2 separate regions of the Homo sapiens genome follow, and region 2 is linked to region 1. Evidence: read pairs that join two places in POLR2A ChIA-PET (ENCODE). Cell type or tissue: Caco-2. All regions are shown on one strand. Links, peaks and the distances in the headings refer to the core of each region. The heading gives the core; the rest is flanking DNA.

Evidence for each region. ChIA-PET counts read pairs that join two places held together with the same protein. Peaks named below come from ENCODE experiments on the same cell type or tissue, not always from the same donor. Only the 100,000 strongest peaks of a DNase experiment are listed, where the experiment ranks them.
Region 2: POLR2A ChIA-PET joins it to region 1 with 5 read pairs; 2 of 35 experiments call an interaction of 5 or more read pairs at or near these places.

The regions. Positions count from the first base shown.
Region 1 is chr11:83,313,938-83,319,316 of GRCh38, forward strand. All of the region lies in intron 1 of CCDC90B-AS1 (CCDC90B antisense RNA 1), which reads left to right. Among named protein-coding and RNA genes, the nearest start is that of CCDC90B, 30 kb to the left of the region's middle. In Caco-2, for the core only: no CTCF peak of the experiment used is centred there; no DNase peak of the experiment used is centred there.
Region 2 is chr11:83,689,069-83,694,447 of GRCh38, forward strand. The region is part of intron 18 of DLG2 (discs large MAGUK scaffold protein 2); the gene reads right to left. It overlaps DLG2-AS2 (DLG2 antisense RNA 2), which reads left to right. Exons shown (of 12, transcript NR_187249.1): 8 at 2,953-3,007; 9 at 3,861-4,003; 10 at 4,664-4,742. Among named protein-coding and RNA genes, the nearest start is that of DLG2-AS2, 54 kb to the left of the region's middle. In Caco-2, for the core only: no CTCF peak of the experiment used is centred there; a DNase peak (open chromatin) is centred at 2,523.

The sequences.
Region 1 (5,379 bases), core at 115-5,114:
TCGACATGATTGTCAATGATGATGATGATTACAATGATGGTGGGAATATATACTATGTGCCAGGCCCCGTGCTAAGTACTTTACTGATTATCTCCCTGAGATGATGCATTACTACCACATGATGCATTATTAGCTTCAATTTACAGGTGTAGAAACAGAGGTTGGTGAAGGTAAAAGCTTGTTCAAGCTTACCTTTCTAGTAAATGAACAGGCTGGGCACAGTGGCTCACATCTGTAATCCCAGCACTTTGGGAGGCCGAGGCGGGAGGATCATGAGGTCAGAGGTTCAAGACCAGCCTGGCCAGTATGGTGAAACCTTGTCTGTACTAAAAATACAAAAATTAGCCTGGTGTGGTGGTGCATACCTGTAATCCCAGCTACTTGGGAGGCTGAAGCAGGAGAATCGCTTGAACCCAGGAGGCGGAGGTTGCAGTGAGCTGAGATCGTGCCACTGTACTCCAGCCTAGGTGACAGAGCAAGACTCTGTCAAAAAAAAAAAAAAAAAGCACACACCCAGGCAGTCTCATCCAAGAGCCAACAAGTATATATTGCCTCGTAATTTGAATTAGTTTCTAGCTCCTGCTTTAATCATTATCTTAAGTTATAAGATATTTGAATTAAATTGAAGCAGTATACAGAGATTTTCTTTACTATTGCTATGTCTGAGTTTTAAACTTCCTTGAAACAATTCTCTGAGCTTTCAAATAAAGGTATCTTACTGCTTGCAAGTTACCTTATTGTCAATTTTTTGGGAACAAACTCTTAAGGCAGACACTATTATTCCCTTTAACAGATGAAGAAATAGAAGCTCAGATAATTTAAGTCAGTGCTCCTCAAACTTATATAATCTGAGGGTCTTGTTAAAAGCAGGTCTGGGGTAGGTCTTGAGATTCTGCAGTTCCAACAAGCTCCTAGGTGCTGTCGAGGCTGCCGGTCTGGGGACCATCCTTTGAGGAGCGAGGAGAAGTAACCTGCTCAGGATGACATAGCATATAAGAAAGAGATCCTTGGCCGGGCGCGGTGGCTCACGCCTGTAATTCCAGCATTTTGAGAGGCCGAGGTGGGTGGATCACGAGGTCAGGAGATTGAGACCATCCTGGGTAACACAGTGAAACCCCGTCTCTACTAAAAATACAAAAAATTAGCTGGGCGTGGTGGTGGGCGCCTGTAGTCCCAGCCACTCGGGAGGCTGAGGCAGGAGAATGGTGTGAGCCCGGGAGGCGGAGCTTGCAGTGAGGCAAGATTGCACCACTGCACTCCAGCCTGGGTGACAGAGCGAGACCCCGTCTCAAAAAAAAAAAAAAAAAAAAGAGAAAAAGAAAAAGAAAGAGATCCTTGAAGCCTAGTTTCTTTTTGTTGTTGTTGTTGTAGTATTTATTTATTTATTTATTTAGAGATGGAACCTCACTCTGTCACCCAGGCTGGAGTGCAGTGGGGTGATCTTAGCTCACTGCAACCTCCACCTCCCAGCTTCAAGCAATTCTCGTGCTTCAGCCTCCTGAGTAGCTGGGAATATAGGTGTGCGCCATACTCAGCCAGTTTTTTTTTGTATTTTTAGTAAAGACAGGGTTTCACCATGTTGGCCAGGCTGGTCTCGAACTCCTCACCTCAGGTGATCTGCCCACCTCAGTCTTCCAAAGTGCTGGGATTACAGGCATGAGCCACTGCACCTGGCCTGAAATTTTTTTTTTTTTTTTTATTGTTCATTCTTGGGTGTTTCTCGCAGAGGGGGATTTGGCAGGGTCATAGGACAATAGTGGAGGGAAGGTCAGCAGATAAACAAGTGAACAAAGGTCTCTGGTTTTCCTAGGCAGAGGACCCTGCAGCCTTCCGCAGTGTTTGTGTCCCTGGGTACTTGAGATTAGGGAGTGGTGATGACTCTTAACGAGCATGCTGCCTTCAAGCATCTGTTTAACAAAGCACATCTTGCACCGCCCTTAATACATTTAACCCTGAGTGGACACAGCACATGTTTCAGAGAGCACAGGGTTGGGGGTAAGGTCACAGATCAACAGGATAAGAATTTTTCTTAGTACAGAGCAAAATGAAAAGTCTCCCATGTCTACCTCTCTCTACACAGACACGGCAACCATCCGATTTCTCAATCTTTTCCCCACCTTTCCCCCCTTTCTACTCCACAAAACCGCCATTGTCATCATGGCCCGTTCTCAATGAGCTGCTGGGTACACCTCCCAGACGGGGTGGTGGCCGGGCAGACGGGCTCCTCACTTCCCAGTAGGGGCGGCTGGGCAGAGGCGCCCCTCACCTCCCGGACGGGTCGGCTGGCCAGGCGGGGGGCTGATCCCCCCACCTCCCTCCCGGACGGGGCGGCTGGCCGGGCGGAGGGCTGACCCCCCCACCTCCCTCCCGGATGGGGCGGCTGGCCGGGTGGGGGGCTGACCCCCCCACCTCCTTCCCGGATGAGGCAGCTGGCTGGGCAGAGGGGCTCCTCACTTCCCAGTAGGGGCGGCCGGGCAGAGGCGCCCCTCACCTCCCGGAAGGGTCGGCTAGCTGGGCGGGGGGCTGACCCCCCCACCTCCCTCCCGGATGGGGCTGCTGGCCGGGCGGGGGGCTGATCCCCCCACCTCCCTCCCAGATGGGGCGGCTGGCCGGGCGGGGGGCTGACCGCCCCACCTCCTTCCCGGACGAGGCGGCTGGCTGGGCAGAGGGGCTCCTCACTTCCCAGTAGGGGCGGCCGGGCAGAGGCGCCCCTCACCTCCCGGACGGGTCGGCTGGCCGGGCGGGGGGCTGACCCCGCCACCTCCCTCCCGGACGGGTTGGCTGGCCGGGCGGGGGGCTGACCCCCCCACCTCCCTCCCAGGCGGGGCGGCTGGCCGGGAGAGGGGCTCCTCACTTCCCAGTAGGGGCGGCCGGGCAGAGGCGCCCCTCACCTCCCGGATGGGGCGGCTGGCCGGGCGGGGGGCTGACCCCCCCCCACCTCCCTCCCGGACGGGGCGGCTGGCCGGGCAGAGGGGCTCCTCACTTCCCAGTAGGGGTGGCGGGGCAGAGACGCCCCTCACCTCCCGGACGGGGCGGCTGCCGGGCAGAGACGCTCCTCACTTCCCAGACGGGGTGGCTGCCGGGCGGAGGGGCTCCTCACTTCTCAGACGGGGCGGTTGCCAGGCGGAGGGTCTCCTCTCAGACGGGGCGGCCGGGCAGAGACGCTCCTCACCTCCCAGACGGGGTCGCAGCCGGGTAGAGGCGCTCCTCACATCCCAGCCGGGGCGGCAGGGCAGAGGCGCTCCCCCCATCTCAGACGATGGGAGGCCGGGCAGAGACGCTCCTCACTTCCTAGATGGGATGGCGGCCGGGAAGAGGCGCTCCTCACTTCCTAGATGGTATGGCGCCGGGCAGAGACGCTCCTCACTTTCCAGACTGGGCAGCCAAGCAGAGGGGCTCCTCACGTCCCAGACGATGGGCGGCCAGGCAGAGACGCTCCTCACTTCCCAGATGGGGTGGCGGCCGGGCAGAGGCTGCAATCTCGGTACTTTGGGAGGCCAAGGCAGGCGGCTGGGAGGTGGAGGTTGTAGCGAGCCGAGATCACGCCACTGCACTCCAGCCTGGGCACCATTGAGCACTGAGTGAACCAGACTCCGTCTGCAATCCCGGCACCTCGGGAGGCCAAGGCTGGTGGATCACTCGCGGTTAGGAGCTGGAGACCAGCCTGGCCAACACAGCGAAACCTCGTCTCCACCAAAAAAATACGAAAACCAGTCAGGCGTGGCGGCGCGCGCCTGCAATCGCAGGCACTCGGCAGGCTGAGGCAGGAGAATCAGGCAGGGAGGTTGGAGTGAGCCGAGATGGCAGCAGTACAGTCCAGCTTCGGCTCGGCATCAGAGGGAGACCGTGGAAAGAGAGGGAGAGGGAGACCGTGGGGAGAGGGAGAGGGAAGAGGGGAGAGGAAGAGGGGAGAGGGGAGAGGGGAGAGGGAGGGGGAGAGGAAGAGGGAGAGGCGAAGCCTAGTTTCTTAACAGCAGCTTGTTTCTAAGGTGTGGTATTGGCGGTACTGGCAATGCATGATTGCCCTTTGTCTGGTGGGACAGGCAGCTGGACAAGTATCTGGACTTGAGTCTGGCTCTGACTGCTCTGCCTCTTGTCCATGCCTTATCCCCTCTCTGAGCTTCAGTTTCTTTCTATGTACAAATTTGGGGTTAAATTACATAACTTCTGAGATCTCTGAATACTATAGTACCATGGTAAATTATGAGGAGAAGTGCCAGGATGCAGGCAGAACCCTGGATGGAAAGACATTTCCATGAGACAAGAAGATTAAAAGGAGTCACCTTAGAATGCAGATCATTTCTAGGCAAGCTCCCTGTTCAGGATCAGTAGAGAAAATATTTTATCTCTGTGAAAGGGAATGATTAATGTGCCCCAGGGTGCTGATTTTCTCAGGGACTGTGAGTTAGCACCAGAAACCTGGGTAGCTGCGTCAGACTCTCCAGACTGTGCTTTAAACAGGAGGGAGACAGCAGCTATTGGATCTCTGTCAATCTGTGTGACTTTCCTAAGCTTTCAGCCTTGTCTGGAAAGGTGGGGACTTCCTTCTCATCCACTATTCTAGGGCAGAGCACCTTATCTTACATTCAAGAACCTTACAGTAGATGGGCATGTTCATTGAGGTGTGTGTATATAGTAAGTGCTCAAGTTTTAAAAGCTCTCTTGTGAACAGCAAGGTGGTTTTTAAGGAACCAACAATAACCCAAACAGAGAACTTTTCTGTCGAATTTATTCCTCACCAGGGGTACCTGGAAAAGTAGCGTTGACTCTCCAGGACTGAAGCCAGATAGGAAAGGTGTTTACCTCAGGACAGATGCCAATAAAGAAAGAGGGTTAATGATGCTGATTATCGCAACTACTCTTTTTTATCTCATTTGATACACAAAACTACCCTATGGGGTAGATATTATTAAGCTCATTAAGAAACAGAGGCTTTGGAGGTTAAGATGCTTATCCAAGGTGACAGCTTGTGAGTGGAATTTAAGTGCTCGTCTGATTACCCCAAAGCTCTCCTACTCTTTCCATTCTGCTACACTGCTTATCCTATAAAACCATTTCCAAGAGAGGGGCTGAGGATCACATTGGAGAAGTCATGTTTGTCTGGAGAGTTGACCTTGGACCTCAAAAGATAAGATACAAGCAGAAAGAATAGAGAAGTAAGGAGCAAAGGTGGGAATAAGCTGAGGGAGTCCAGGACTTTAGCTGTAAATAGGGCCAGGAAACCCAGAACTCTGATAAAAGACCATGTAAAGGGCTTATCACCTTCCTGGTGCTGCTTGCTCAAGATGTAATAGTGTTTCTGGGTTCAAGGTAAGCTATTGCTTTTTGGCTCTAGATGAAGCTGCAACTTCCTTTGCGTTAATTCACCCTGGTTAGCTA
Region 2 (5,379 bases), core at 96-5,095, 380 kb after region 1:
ATAGATAATAGCTAACTACACAGCTGCATAGCATATTTTTATAAGGACTTTCATTAAGGTGCTATAGAGGTTGAGAGCAATGGCATCTAATAACTCAGTCTGGAGACTGAGGTCATGAAGGCTTCTGGAAGGAGAGGATGAGTCTTAAGCTGGGTCTTAATAGATGAGTAGGAGATATTGAGATATCCAAACAACAAGTGTTGCAATCAGAGTAAGAAGCATATGCAAAGAGATGGTGGGGGGTTAACCACGGAACTCTGGAGGAGTGAAATTTTATCCATTTAGCACTTAATAACATAAGTACATGTGATGGAAAAAAAGACTAACTTGATAGTAGGAATACCAGAGACTAATCATCTTTTTTTATGAACTTCTTCAATGCAATGAAGGCTAAAGTGGAAAATGTCATGCTTTATAGTTAGACAGTCCTGATTCATTCAAGCTGACCTTTGCAAGTTGCTTAACTTCTCTGAATTAAACCTTGGTTCCTCATCTATCAAATGAGGATAATATTATCTAGTTCATATAGCTGTTGTGTTCTTATGAAATAAAAAAAATGTAAACTATCTTGTTTCTCACACAATGTACTTACATTAAATGTCAAAACAAGACACCAGACTAAATGTCAGTTTATGTCCTGAAAACACTTGTGTCATTGTGAATAAGAACATTCATCACTCATACCAAATCTGGTTTCCCATTGGGATATATTCATCTGTTTGCTTCCTAAACCAGTGGTTTCAAAACTTTGCTTGCTGACACCATCATTTAAAATCACTTTGCATACTCACCCATTATCTTAATATTTACATAATTGATATTTACATAAATATATTTATGTAAATATTATATATTTACATAAATATATAATATATATTATATATATTTATATAATATATATTTATATTATAATATATTTATTATAATATTATATTTATTATAATATTTAATAAATATTTATGTAAATATAAATTATGTATTTTTATATACATAAAATATTATAAATTATTGTGTAACTGTATTACTGTGTCACAGTGTGGCACACTATAAAACATATAACAAAACAGAAATTTAAAGGCTGTGATGAAAAATTAATAAAAAGAGAAGGTCTTGGCTACCACTGGGGTGCGTATAATCACTTTGAAGAATACCAAGATCTCCTAGACAGAAAAGACCTAATCTCATTCATTTATGGAGCACCCAGAAGCACAGACCAAGCACTAAAGAAATATCTAGGAATTGAAGAAGCAACACTGGGACAATAGAAAAAACCCAAAAACTCTGTGGCCTACTAGTGCCACTATCTGTACAAACCAGTTTTTTAGTTTTTATTTTTAATATATATTTTAATTATAATACAAGTTTAATATAGTAGAAATGTTAAACAACCTAAATGTAATGGCTCTCCCCCCTCAAAGGTCAGTGGCAAATAGAGAGTCAATATTCATTATTTCTAAAAGAGCTAATTGTAATAATAACCACTTGCTGAACACTTATAAGGGGCAGACACTACATTAATGCCTTTACAAGTACTTATTTGCTCTTTACAATAATCTGGACACCATATTATACCTCTGTAGAGGGTATCAAACATTTCGGTCCATGCTGTGGGTGGGGGTGGGGGGGGTGTCTGCAAACCATGGCCTGCAGGCAAATCTGTCCCACTGTCCATTTTTATATAGTCTATAAGCCAAGAATGTTTTTCACATTTTCAGTTTGTGGAAAGAAAAATCAGAAAAGAATACTGTTTTGTATGAAACTTTTATATAAAAGTTACATGAAATTCAAATTTCATGACCACAAATAGTTTTACTGAATCACAGCTACATCCATTTATGTATTTATGTATTGTCTATGGCTGCTTTTGCACTACAATGGCAAAGTTGACTATTTCAATAAAGATTGTATGCCCTATAAAATATAAAATGCTTAGTATCTGGCCCTTGACAAAACAAGTTTGCTGGCCCCTTGTGTATATGACTGGAGTCTACTGGACATGTGCACGTTGCAGCTTGCATGGCTCTAAGTCATGGTTCCAATAACAATCCTATCTGGAAATGTAGGTTCAGAGAGGTTGTCACTTCTCCATGCACTTAGGAAATGGCAGAATCAGAGGTTTTTAGGATAAATTTTTAAGGCTGAAATATGCACTTGATCTCACCTAGAGTTCAGGACACTTTTCTCTTCTGGCCTCTTCTGGCTATGTAACTTAACTAGCCACACGTAATATAACTTCCCCACTGCCTCCACTGTCTTCTCTGTACTCTCCTATCTAGCTTTTAATATATTTATGGCTAAGGACAGGGTAGGGTGGGGAACAGGTCAATGGAACAAAAGTACAATTCACTCATTCACAATACTTTTCATTCTCCCTCTTCGAGTCTCTCAAATACACACTTGGCCCCTGCGTATGAGGCTCTGCTGTCTCTGGCTGAGCTGAAAGTGATGAAAAGGACGTGTGATGGAATGCTGGAAACCTCATTACTGGCTCTTTGCCTACAGAAACTCAGCCAGCTTATCTTCTTTCCCAACGAACTTCAAACTTACACTGGCTCAGCTGGTTCTAGGTGCCTGTAACAAGCTGCTCTGCCCAGTGGAGATCAGAAGCCGATAGAAGATACTCTGCATATGCTTTGCTGTCCTGGAGAATATGTTCCCTTTTTTCTCATTCTCATTGTAGCAGATTCTCCAAGGGTCTCGGCCACTCCTGGGTTGTAACGTGGATACCGAAAAGTGCAAGTTACAATAATTTTTTCCTGGACGGTATCCAGAAGACCAGACATGTGAACATAATTTCTGTGGCTGCCCAATTATAGTTAGAACTTCACTTCTAAGCAAGGACAACTACACTGGCAGGACATGGACTACGTAAAGTTGTGAGAAGAGCTTTCACATATGTTAATCTCATTGACTCCTCCCCGCAAACAGGAATTTGTTATTCCCATTTTATAGATAAAGATGCTGGGACTCAAGAGGAACTAAGCAGTGTATATTTTTCATGTATCCGGTAAGTGGTAGATCTGAGTTTCAAACCTGAAGCTTTCTGACACCTAAGTGCCTGTCATTTCAGTAAAGGAGCCTGTTATAAAGAAGTCAGTTTGTTGCCATAATAGTCATTAGAAAACAAGCAAACAAACACCCCTTCCCTGCAACAAATCATGGCATGATATGACTGGGATGCAGTACAGCATAATGGAGTTCAATGATGAGCAGGGCTTAAAATTATTGGCAAATCATTTAAACAGCCTGATTCTCTGTAAATTTATCTGTAAAATGGAAGTAATAACATGCCTAACTTTTAGGATCATGGTGAGGGTTATATAAAAGAATGTAGGTATTCTGTTTATATGAAATGCCTAGAATAGGCAAATCCATATAGATGGAAAATAGATTGATGGTGCCTAGGGCTGGAGGTAGGGGGTGGGAGGAAATGAGGAGTTGCTAATAGTTATGGGGTTTCTTTTGGAGATGATGAAAATGCTCTAAAATTGTGGTGATGGTTGCACAACTCTGTGAATATAATAAAATCCACTGAATTGTATATTTTAAACAAGTGAATAATATGGTATATGAATTTAAAAATAATGTAGGTAAAGGGCTTAGCCAATGCCTGGCACAAAACAAATGCTTTATAAATGTTAATTTTTGTCATTACTACTTTGAGGCAGAGACTATCTGGTTCACCAAACTCATTTCCTCTTCTCCTAGAGCACAAAACTAGACTCTACCCTAAAAATTAGGTGTGGCCATGTGTCTGAGTCTGGGCCAAGGGAATGTGAGTTCTGGCCAATGTAAGGGAACAAGCTTGGCCCATAAAAATAATCCCCTCACAAGCCTTCATGTTATTTCCCTTCTACTAGCTTGATGCAATGAATCTTTTGGCTTCAGAGCTACATGTTGAAGATGAAGGAGCCATAGTGTGGAAAAGCCAAAGTTCCTGAATCACTGACCAGGGGAGAGTTGCCCATTAGCCAAGAAGACCGGCTTTAGACTTTCTGAGAAAGTAAATAAGCTTCTAATTGTTTAAACCTTTTTTTGAGTTTTGATTGTAACAGCTACTGGTATTATTATAACTAACATATTATTGTTAGTTTTTACAGTACCAAATTGAGGAGAAGTGTCAGCCCTTGTCACATGCCTGAAATAAATTCACTGTAGATTGGCTGACCATGCTGGGTCTGGGGGCATGAGTGCACACAGGAAAAGTTGTCTGGTGAATTTGAGCATTATTTTAGTACTGTTGAATAGTCACTGGACAGTTTGAGTGTAGTATGCAGCTTCTAATTACCTTCCCCAACTTTGGGGAAGCAGAGTCCTTGTTTTGCCCTCCAGTCCCTTCAGGAAGGGCCAAATGAACAGCAGGCAACACGCAATCAAACCGTGCATAGCAGTAGGGTGTGGGAACGGCGAAGGCAGCTCTGTGCCTGCTGCTCCACCCTTCTCTCCTACCCTTCTTTGTGGAGGACACCGTACCCTGTCCACTTCCCTTTTGATAAAAGGGAAAGTAATACAAATTAAAGATGTGACCCAATCACATTGTTTTGTCCTTGCTTAGTGCTTTTTAAAGCAGTATCCTACACTCTAAATGTGGAAGGCAGAGACAGCTTTTAGCTCTCCGGGTGAATAATGCCAAAGTATTTGATTGCTATTGTCTCTCTTTCAGAGGGTTTGCTGTCAAAAGGAAAAGCTCTGAGTCATTCTTTAGAAAAGGTGAAGAGAGGATATGCAACCACAAGCCAAAGGTGACAGATCGGAAAGGGACCAATCACTGGGAGCAGGGTTTCTCGGGTTTGTGAGCCCCTTCCCTCATGCAATTGTGTCAAATTGGGCCAAAAATGCCTTCTGTATCTTTCTCACAGAGGAGTGCTGTAAAACCCAAAGGGCATGTAAAATGAAGTACAGTCAGATCTTATAAAAATAGCTATTGATTCCTGAGTGTTTACTGTGAAGCCCTCTTACATAGCTTGTTTAATCTTCTTGACAAGCTTAATACATAAGTATTATTGGTCCACTTGAGAGCTATTGAAACTGAGGCTCAGAGGTTAAGCAAAGCCGTGTCCCCAGGATCACACAGGTAGTAAGCAACAGAGCTGGGACTCTAACTAAATCTCTCACCACCATGCCCTTCAAGGACTTCAAACAAATGAAAAGCATTAGCAAGGTAAATGGCTCTTCTGCTGGAGAATCTAGAAAGTCCAAAGCCAAAATGTCTACCCTTGCGTGGAAAGAACATCCTACAGGGCTGCCTGTGTTCAGCATATTAAGTGCCTAAGAGAATAATGAAACAGATAAGAAAAGGGAAGAACAAAGGCCATTGTCCCCGGCCCTGGAGACTAGCCTGCCTGAACATGATTCACAGTCATTCATGGACTCAGACCT